3 separate regions of the Homo sapiens genome follow, and regions 1 and 2 are each linked to region 3. Evidence: chromatin contacts called from ENCODE Hi-C or POLR2A ChIA-PET data. All regions are on one chromosome and are shown on one strand. Each heading gives the region's core, a stretch centred on a gene start or an enhancer-like site at or near the end of the contact. The rest is flanking DNA. Distances are from core to core; before and after follow the strand shown.

Region 1 (3,397 bases), core at 869-3,368, 260 kb before region 3:
AGGCTGAGGCAGGAGAATCGCTAGAACCCGCGAGGCAGGTGTTGAGGTGAGCCGAAATCGTGCCATTGCACTCCAGCCTGGGCAACAAGAGCGAAACTCCATCTCAAAAATAGATAAATAAATAAAATAAGCTGGGCATGGTGTTGGTGCACGCCTGTGGTCTCAGCTACTGAGGAGGCTGAGGTGGAAGGATGAGGTAGAAGGATGGCCTTGAGCCGGGAGATGGAGGTTGCAATGAGCTGAGATTGCACCACTGCACTCTAGCCTGGGTGACACAGCAAGACACTGACTCAAAAGAGAGAGAGAGAGAGAGAAAGAGAAAGCAGAAGTAGCTTGAAAAGATGGGGTGGAGAGAACGGAATGAAATGTAGAAAGAAGGGCTTCTGCGGAGACCAGGGGCTGAGTGCTGAGACCATTAAGGTGCGGGTTGCAGATCCTGCTCTTGGGTTAGAGACAGAAGAGACCAAGAGTCAGAATCATCCAAGATATGAGAATCTCGATTTTCTTCTTTTCTCTTCAGAGGCAACAGACATTTTGATAGCTTACAACAATGTTTCCACTATGACATCACTGTCTCCTTTTCACCCACGAAAATGTCAAGGACTCAGTGAGGTTAAGTCACTTGCTCAAGGTCACACAGGGTAGCCTGGAGGAGAATCCAGGTCCTGAGGTCCCCCGGTCAGCGCTCCCGCAGTTCTGGCAGCAGGGGAGTGGGCAGGTGCCCTCAGCGAGGGCATCATAGTGACTGCGCTGATGACAGCGCCACTGACCCGCGGGCGGCCGGCGAGCCGCGGCAGATTCCGGGGTCGGCCCCGGCAGACAGGCTGCGGGGCTCGACTCTGCGGGAGCGCCTAAGGCATTGGCAATCTGGGGCTCAGGCTGTGCAGTTCTGGGTCCTCGGCCGCCCACAGGCGTCGGCGAAAGGCTGCCGCCCCGGCCGGGGACCAGGAAGCGTCAGGCAGCTGGCAAGGGCTCCCCGGGGACGCGCCACAGCCTCACAGCCGGCCCGAGTCTCCTGGGAGGCAGGGCTGGAAGGGCAGGGGTGAAGGCCAGCTGTGGCCGCTTGGGAAGGACCGCCTCGCCTGCTCCCGACCTAAGTCAGAACACCTGGATGACCGGTGCCTCCAGGACGCAGGTGCAGGTGAGACTCGCCCTGCCACAGCACCCTGCATCTCCGCGGAGGCCCTCGGGAGCCCAGCGTGTCTGCTCAAAACGAGGAAAGAATGGTTAAAGCCCGAATCGCGACTCTTAATCCCAGCGGGACAGGTGAGGGACCCCCGCGCAGCTTGGGGAGGGTACCAGGCCAGGCTCCGCCCCTCGGGGGGGCCGCTTACCCTCCCGGGAGGCGTGGCCTGCGGGCCGCCCAGCCTCTAGTGGGCGAGCGGGGAACGCGGGCCCCGCCCCCCCCCCGCCTATAAGGGCGGTGCGGCACTGCAGCTAGCGCAGTTCTCACTGAGACCTGTCACCCCGACTCAACGTGAGACGCACCGCCCGGACTCACCATGGTGAGTGCGGCCCGGCCGGGGTCGCGCCTGTCCCCTAATTGCCCCTCTCCTTTGGGGGACACTTCTTCCAGGCATGCTCGGGGACCTCCACCGGGCGTTCCGGGTCTCCAGGAGGTGCGAGGGTTTTGCATCCTCCCTCCCCAACCCCCTCCTGGTGACTTTGGCCGAGCCGTATAGTTCACCTTCGGTGGCTGGGGTTGGGGCTTGGGGTGGAGTGCGACTCTTCAGTAACAGAGAGGAACCCTTCCTGGCACTCTGCTCCTGCCTTACGAGCATTTGTGTCCCGACTCTGTATGAGAGTCACGCGGGCCCGCGCCCCGTCCTTTCCGCGGGCAAAAGAAGACGGGTTTGGCTGCCCTCTTACATCCCCAGTCCCTGGTCCTCAGCACTGACCGAGCACGTGCTTGGCGCTAGAAGGTGGAAGGGGTCAGGTTACCTGGTGCCGCATCCCCCTTTCCTCTGTGTATGCATTCCAACTATCCACAGAACCACCCCCCCCCCGTGACTCAGCACCCCGCGTCTGAGCTGAGAGGGTTGGTGGGAACGGGGTTCGGCCTCCTGAAGCGAGCTGGCCCTCTCCAGCCGAAGCCCGGGTGCGCGGATGGGCAGAGACAGCTGGCGCTGAGCACTGCGCGGGCCGAGGCCAGGTTGGGGGGAGGGGAGAGAGGTGCATGTAGGGGGTGGTATTTATAGCCCAGGAGCGGGGGCCGAAACCCAATCCCCGCTTTGGGCTGGGAAATAACTGTAAAGACTCCAGAGGGAGAGCGGATGTAGGGCTGGGCTGCAGGATGGCGCCCATCCTGCCCGGGACAAGGCGGGTCACCTCTGGGGCCTCACCGCAGGTTCCACTTCCTTTCTGGGTATTTGGAAACCGTCACCCCGCCATTTCGGTGTGGGAAGAGCGCGCGGGCCCTGCCGGACTTTAGTGCTTTAGGGGTTAATTTCGGGCTGACAGGGACGGAGCCTAAGGCAGTGAGCGCCCCAGTACCCTCAAACCTTATTGCTGGCCCCTGCTGTCTGAGCTTACAAGCATTACCGCCGCTATTTCCGTGCGGGCTGACACGGGAGATGAAAGTGGTGAAGACACCCAGGGTGCGGGGGTGGAGGTGGGGAGAGGAGCCAGATGGGATTGATCCCCAGAGCCAGATGGGATTTAAAGGTGAGGGAGGAGGGCATCCTGATGGCGTGTGGTCAGTTGATGCCAGATTGGATGGCTGAGACACCTCTGCAGCTTACAGGAAAGAAAGAGGGAAAGGGTTCTATGAATTCTAGCTGTTCATACTCAAAGCAAATAATTAATCAAGTGGGGGGGGGGCCTCTAGCTGTAAACCCATACCTCTAGGAAACCTTTTGTCATGTGGAGCCACAGTGCTCACTTGACAGATTCCCCACTGAGAAGTGGGCTAAGAGGTTGGCCTGCATTGCTGGGTGCCTCCAGGTGGGGAGTCCTGTACCTGGGAGCCCGGGCAGGCTGCTACTCTCTTCTCACCTCTGCCCAGCCCCAACCCTCCACTCTTGCCAACTGAGTCATCCTAGCTGGTAGATGATAGGGTGGAAGAGAGACTCGCAAGGTGAGGACTTGTGGATGTGGGGCTCATGCTGTGTCCCCTCTCTCTATCCCTCAGCGTGAATGCATCTCAGTCCACGTGGGGCAGGCAGGTGTCCAGATGGGCAATGCCTGCTGGGAGCTCTATTGCTTGGAACATGGGATTCAGCCTGATGGGCAGATGCCCAGTGACAAGACCATTGGTGGAGGGGACGACTCCTTCACCACCTTCTTCTGTGAAACTGGTGCTGGAAAACACGTACCCCGGGCAGTTTTTGTGGATCTGGAGCCTACGGTCATTGGTGAGAGGAAGTGGGGACAAAATTGAAGGGGGTGGAGCATGACT
Region 2 (3,296 bases), core at 93-2,592, 500 kb before region 3:
ACACATCTCGCGGTGCCTCAGAGACCGCTCCGGGTAGTGGAAATTGCCAGAGTTGGGAGCCAGAAGACCCGGGTCCAACCCTGGCTCTGCCTCTGGCTTGCTGTGTGACCTTGGGGACCCGGAGCCGCGTGATGGAAGTCCACAGCTGACTGCTCAGCCCGGGTGGAGCTGGATCCCGAGGTAGGGAAGGACGCACTTGGCTGGCGCGGCGATGCGCCCCAGGCCGTGCCCAGAGCTGGGCTGGCGGGGACCCTGTAGCTAGGCCCAGAGGTAAACACGCGCAGCTGGACCGGGCTGCGGGCTCTGGCTGAGTGGTGCTGGTCTGCGCCCTGGCGCTGCGCCCGGGGCGCGCGTACCTTCCACGAGGATGCGCGCCGAGTCGGAGCACTGGCCGAAGGGGTTGGTGACGTTGATGCTGTACTGGCCCAGGTCTGCCAGCTCGCCGTCGCGCACCACCAGTGCCACCACGTCAGGGTCCTCGAAGACGTAGCGGTACTTGGGACCGTCACGTAGCTCCTTGCCGTCCTTACTCCAGCGGATGAATGGGTCCGGGAAAGCCGAAATGCGGCAAGTGAGCTTGGCCGCGCTGCCTTCGATCAGCACCACGTCCTTCAGCGGCTCCAGCACCCGCGGCGGCCCCTTCTCGCGCAGCTCCTTCCGGGACCTACCCGCGGGCCGAGTCAGGGCCCAGAGTTCCTAAGACAGGCCCGGCCACAGCCCTTACCGCGAGCGCACCATCTCCTACCTGCCCCCTGGACCGGCCAGACCCCTAAACGTGTGGCTTGGTAGGGAAGAGGACTGCTCCTGAACTGCTGCCCTGATAGGATGATGCATTCCTCCCGGCCACTCCCCCATACCTCAGTAACGACCCTCCCCTGAGACCACTCATTCTAAAGGCTCCTGACGCTGCTCAGCGCTTACTCAAACCCTACTCAAGAGTGCGCTCTCTGCAGCTCCCTTCCTCCACAGGGCTCCGGGGTTCCCTCTCACCTGTGGCCCCGGTAAGAGGCCTGGATACGAATGGCCGCACTCTGGACCTGTGGGTCATTGATGTCCAGGGTACATCCAGGAGCTGGGGCCACAGCCACTGGCTTTTTGGCAGGAGCTGCTTTAGACATCTGGGGAGTGGGCGACAAATATGGGGGTCCAGGTTGAGACAGAGGCTCCCACCTTCAGCCCTTTTCCTCCCTGGTCAGAACATTCAGGGAGATGGAGGAATGGGGGTGTCTGCGGCTTCTCTGAGGATCAGACTCACCGTGGAGGGGTTGACCTAGGGACTTGAGTCGACTGGCTGGATTGCAGGCAGCACAGAGCCCTTCTGGATGGCACAGTAGGGGTGCAGGCAGGTGCTCAGCCCTGGGCCCGGTTTTATACATCGCTCCCCTCCTTGCCTTGTTTGGCGTGGTTGCCCCAAGCCCCCCGGGGCCCCATCCGCCTCCCTCTGACTCAGGCAGGCTCTTTATTTAGCCTGTGGATGCCTGGGATGCTGGCTCAGCCGCTGGGCTAGGCCCGTGGGGAGAAACCCGAGCAGCTCTGAGGTGCACCTTGCGTCAGCACCTGGACAGCTGGACAGCTGGATGCTGCCCTGTCCCCTCCCAGGGCAGGGGGTATCCATCCCACTCCCAGGAGGACCAGATTCAGCCCCTAGCTGACAAGAGATCCAGCTTCCTGCTGGGGCAGCTTTTCAATCAGGTTGGGCTCTGGATAGTCAGACAACACACCCTGTTGGTTAAGGGGTTTGAGTGTTTCTGGGGTTTCCCTGAATACAGCCAGAGTAGCATCGGACTTGGTCCTCAGGGCCCCTACAGCTAACGGCAACAGGGCCACGTGGCTGTCAAGACCAATCCAGAAGCTCCTTACTCTTCCCCTACCCCCAACCCCAGGAGTCCAGGGTTGTCACTTCCACACTGTGCCCCCTGGCGGTAAACTGAGATAAACCGGGAGGGGACGGGAAAGATTTTTGAGAATAGCAGCCCCTCCATGCCTTCCCCATCCCCACTCACTCCCCTCGATGTCACATGGTGGGGGCTGTTTAGACTGCACTGTCCTTGGAGATTAGCACCACTACTGGCCCCAACCCTAGGTCTGCCCAATTCCTTTTTGGGGGCATAAATTGGTGCATAGGGGCATCAGACCACCTGGGGTGAAGGGGTTCAGTTAACCCCTCTGGGGATTGCCTGGAGGCCAGTCTGCCCAGGCCGGGCACCGGGCAGAAGCATTGCTTCCATTCATTGGAACTACCCGCCCTAGTGTGGGGGCACTGTCACGTTTTGATCAGAGCAATTTTGACATAGCTCTGCTGACATAAATTACCTTTGCTCCTCCGGGTTTGGAACAAGCAGTTCACATGCCATTTCCAATGGAGATGGGAAGGGAGCTCAAGATCAGAGCGGGGACGGGAGAGGAATTTTACCATTTATCAAGATATGAGTTCAGGCACCTCATTTTTATACAAAACACTTGCAGTGTGTAGGGGATTGGAGATTCTTACAGGCAAACTGTATATCTTCATCGCTAAAATGACAGGTAGGCAAGGTGTCGTTCTGGTCCCTTCCAGCTGGCTTTAACATCCTGTTATTTTATGATGATGGGGCTTGCCTCTTCCCTGGGGTCCTGAGAAGCTAGAGAGGCTGGGCTGGGCTGGGCAAAAGGGTTGTCTGGGCTGGAGCCAAGGGGCCCTCAACCTCCATCAGCAACACAGCAGTGACAACTCTGTCTACCCTGGTCAGAGGCTTTGTTCCTTTTACTTTGCCAAGAACAGAATTTTGAAGGTGGGGATGAGGGAAACATTTCCTCTGGAGACAAGGAGGTCTGGGTCCCTGCCAACCCCCCAATCCCTCGTCCCCAACCTCAGGGCAGAGCAGCTCAGTCCTAGGTCCCAGTGACCATTCTATGGCACGGGTGTGGCTAGAATTGAGGTGCTTTAGCACCCAGCAGACCTCCTAACTTGCCATGTGGACAAGAAGGTCCAGGCTGGTGTGTCCCTCAGCCCTAGGAAAATGCTGGACACAGCAGACTAGAGCACTCCCAGCTGGTGCTCTCCATGTGCTCTGATATGTGCTGTGACATGGAGGGCAAGGGGTGTGAGCCTGTCCTAGTGTTTCTTTTTGAGATGGAGTCTCACTCTGTCATCCAGGCTGGAGCGCAGTGGTGCAATCTTGGCTCATTGCAACCTTCACCTCCCAGGTTTAAGCGATTCTCCTGCCTCAGCCTCCTGAGTAGCTGAGATCACAGGTGTGCACCACCACGCCTGGCTAATTTTTGTATTTTTAGTAGAGACGGGGTTTCATCATGTT
Region 3 (3,067 bases), core at 422-2,921:
CTTTGACCCTCCGCTTCCATAACCGTACACACAAACCTAACTCGCTGGACTGTTGTGAGGACCCATAAGGGAAGCATGTGACTCATGGAAGCAACAAAATATTAGCTCCCTTCTCACTCGCCCCTCTCACCTCTGCTGGAATATCCCCACCCGCACCCACCACCATTAAGGAAAACCTACAATTTTGCAAGAAGCCTTTGTGTCTCATTTGCTGTGGTTAGAAAATTCCACTGCAAGTGGTGAGGAAATTTCCTACCTGGAGCTACCCCTTGGGACTCCCAACCTTTTTGGAGCTCCCAACCTTTTCCTCTTCCCCCTCTACCTCCCCTTTTCTCTACACCCCCCACCCCCACCCCCACCGCCGCCTTTTCCCAGCTCACTCTGTCGCCCAGACTGGAGTGCAGTGGCTTGATTTCGGCTCACTGCAACCTCCACCTCCTGGGCTCAAGCAATTCTCCCATCTCAGGCTCCCAGGTAGCTGGGACTACAGGCGCATGCCAACACGCCCGGCTAATTTTTGTTTGTTTTTGCAGAGACGGGGTTTCACCATGTCGCCCAGGCTGGTCTCAAATTCCTGGGTTCAAGAGATCCTCCCACCTGGGCCTCCCAAAGTGCTGGGATCACAGGTGTGAACCACTGCGCCCGGCCCTGGGAGATTTCTTAGCTGTGACCCCTGCACCACATTCCAAAGCCCTCTGGGCCTCCACTTCTTCATCTGCGAAATGCAGGACAATAACAGTATCTTCCTAGCAGGTCAGTGTTAGAATTGATGGAGTTCACGCACCCGAAAGCCTGAGCAGAGAACTCGGCCTGAACTAAGCGCTTCATCCTCAGCTGCTAACTCTCAGGCAGACGTCGAGGCTGGAACCCTTAGAGCCTGGAGCTTTGTGGGAGACCCGCAGCGGCACCGGTTGAGCCGAGCTAAAGCCCAACATTCTTCCTACCTCCCGCGGCGAGCCACTCCCTAGGTGGCTATTATGCCTAAACACTGAGTAAACCGCGCGGCCCTCGGGCGGTCGTTTCCAGCGCCCGGCGCCGCCGCGTGGCGAGTCCTGACCACCGCCTCCTCTCCTTCCCGGGCCCGAGGACACCCCGGGGGCGCGGCGCAGGATCTGGGAACGCACGCTTGGGAGGAAAAGGGCCGCGATGGACCGATCCCCCAGGAAAAAGAGGACTGAGCACATGAAGCGAATCCTTTGGGCAGAGCCCTCTCTACCTCCGCCTTAGCATCGCCCAAAAGAGAGGCCTGGACTAGGGCCGAGGAAGGCTGGCGATTAGACTCTGGGAAGAACTTCCGCTCAGCGAGTCAGCAGCGCGGTCTTAGCCCGAGGCCCAGGGGAGGCCAGGTCCCTTCGTCCCCGAGGGCCGGGACAGGGAGGGCGCGTTCTGCCCCGAGGCCTGGCGTGCCCTGCCTGGCTCAGGCTGGAAAGAAAGAAAGCGCGGAGTCAGCCTGGGCTGCGGCGGGCGCGGGGTGCGCGCCTCAGCACTTTCTGTTGTCTTTCCCGCGGGCTGGGGCCACAGCGGCGGCTGCGGGAGAGGCCTCGGCTCCCCAGCGGAGACCAGAGCCGACCGCAGCCTGCCTGCTGACTCAGCGACCCCACCCCCGAGGGAAAGGGTGCGGACAGGGGGACAAGGCCCAGGTATAAAGCTCGGCCCGCCCGGCCGCGCGCAGCCTCGCAGCCGGTCCATTTCCCTCGCGTGCCGCGCTCACCCACCCGGTGAATGCCCTCTGCTGGGGTGGGGAAGGGAGGGGAGCGCGGGAAGACTGCGAGCCCCTGGCAGCCGGGTCCAGAGCTAGGCCGGGTCCAGCCCCCGGGTTCTTCATCCGCTACCCAGGTTGGGCAGGCTGTGTGTGGCTCGAAACGGGGCTCTTGAGACGCTGAGCGCGTGGTGCCACCCTTCCTGTCCGCAGCGGCATGAGCAGCGCCCCCGCGCCGGGCCCGGCGCCCGCCAGCCTCACGCTCTGGGACGAGGAGGACTTCCAGGGCCGTCGCTGTCGGCTGCTAAGCGACTGTGCGAACGTCTGCGAGCGCGGAGGCCTGCCCAGGGTGCGCTCGGTCAAGGTGGAAAACGGCGTGTGAGTGATTGCCTGGCCGCGGCTGGGCTGGGTTGAGGGGCGCTGGGTTCCACCGGCCTAGGCTCAGAGCCTCAGCCCCCTGTCCTGTGAGCCCTGGAGAGACCTGCCAACATGGGAAACCCCATAGCCTCCCCAAAATTCCCCACCCATCGCAAGATAAATCATGGGAAACTGTGTATTTTTGTGCTAGCTAAAGAGACACAGGCGAGAAGCGACCCCTTGAGGGTCCCTATGGGACCCCACCGTGAAGGGGTTTCTAGTGTACTTACACCCTTCCCAGAGTTTTTCTCTGTGCAAAATTAGAAGGCTCTGCACTTGGCTTAACAAAAGAAACCCAATCCCTTTCCCTGGCCCCACCCTGGTCTCCCAGAGCCCAGCTTTTCCCACCCTGCCGCCCCCTACCCCTGCCCCAGCTGAGGTCCCAGTTTCTGCTGTGATATTCGGGAGGGGTCCTCCAATGTGTCCCCATGCAAAGGCCTAAACCCTTGAGGCAGGAGCACTGGGTCGGGAGATCTTCATAACCAGGAAAACTCTTTCCCAACCTGGGGTCCTTGAGGGGGAAGCCTGGGCGCCTCAAACCCCAGAAAGCAGCAGGTTTTGGACCTTTAGTTCCGAGAGGGGCTGGATTGCCATACAATGGGGGTGTCAGGGGAAGGGTTTGGGGTTGGAGAAAAACATTGTGCTTCTCAGTCTTTTCAATCATGGCCGGCAAGGGGGAGGGCAGAGAGGGTGCGGCTGGGGCAGATACCTCCCAGCTCTTCTCCTTTTCCAGTTGGGTGGCCTTTGAGTACCCCGACTTCCAGGGACAGCAGTTCATTCTGGAGAAGGGAGACTATCCTCGCTGGAGCGCCTGGAGTGGCAGCAGCAGCCACAACAGCAACCAGCTGCTGTCCTTCCGGCCAGTGCTCTGCGCGGTGAGCACAGCCCACTTCTCCTCCCCTGCCTCCTAGCTCCAGGCCCTGGCCTCACCATGGCACCTAGAAAGGCTGT

What was found. A loop is a pair of places that touch in the nucleus more often than their neighbours do. ChIA-PET counts read pairs that join two places held with the same protein, here RNA polymerase II (POLR2A). Pooled maps may share reads with other maps.
Region 1: a loop to region 3 is called in a map of gastrocnemius medialis, with 4 times the contacts of the local background. The contact joins the promoter of TUBA4B here to the promoter of CRYBA2 in region 3. A Hi-C loop is called at or near these places in 1 of 168 maps with a recorded cell type or tissue (gastrocnemius medialis), 1 of 37 single-sample maps with no recorded cell type and 2 of 50 pooled maps. POLR2A ChIA-PET finds 5 or more read pairs at or near these places in 2 of 52 experiments (HepG2 and OCI-LY7).
Region 2: a loop to region 3 is called in a pooled map, with 1.9 times the contacts of the local background. The contact joins the promoter of SPEGNB here to the promoter of CRYBA2 in region 3. A Hi-C loop is called at or near these places in 1 of 37 single-sample maps with no recorded cell type and 6 of 50 pooled maps. POLR2A ChIA-PET finds 5 or more read pairs at or near these places in 3 of 52 experiments (B cell, MCF 10A and activated CD4-positive, alpha-beta T cell).

What each region holds. Positions count from the first base shown.
Region 1 is chr2:219,251,964-219,255,360 of GRCh38, reverse strand. It overlaps TUBA4B (tubulin alpha 4b), which reads right to left and starts at 2,118. Exons shown (of 4, transcript NM_001355221.1): 1 at 1,942-2,118. The coding sequence starts at 1,953. It overlaps TUBA4A (tubulin alpha 4a), which reads left to right and starts at 1,443. Exons shown (of 4, transcript NM_006000.3): 1 at 1,443-1,505; 2 at 3,131-3,353. The coding sequence starts at 1,503. RefSeq lists enhancers at 391-460, 1,891-1,950, 1,981-2,060 and a silencer at 1,111-1,480.
Region 2 is chr2:219,494,177-219,497,472 of GRCh38, reverse strand. It overlaps SPEGNB (SPEG neighbor), which reads right to left and starts at 1,342. Exons shown (of 5, transcript NM_001286811.2): 1 at 1,256-1,342; 2 at 991-1,118; 3 at 357-664. The coding sequence starts at 1,118. All of the region lies in intron 1 of ASIC4-AS1 (ASIC4 antisense RNA 1), which reads left to right. RefSeq lists enhancers at 1-342, 343-1,160, 1,161-1,978, 1,712-2,006 and a silencer at 1,857-2,037.
Region 3 is chr2:218,992,026-218,995,092 of GRCh38, reverse strand. CRYBA2 (crystallin beta A2) reads left to right here and starts at 1,671. Exons shown (of 4, transcript NM_057093.2): 1 at 1,671-2,077; 2 at 2,850-2,991. The coding sequence starts at 1,917.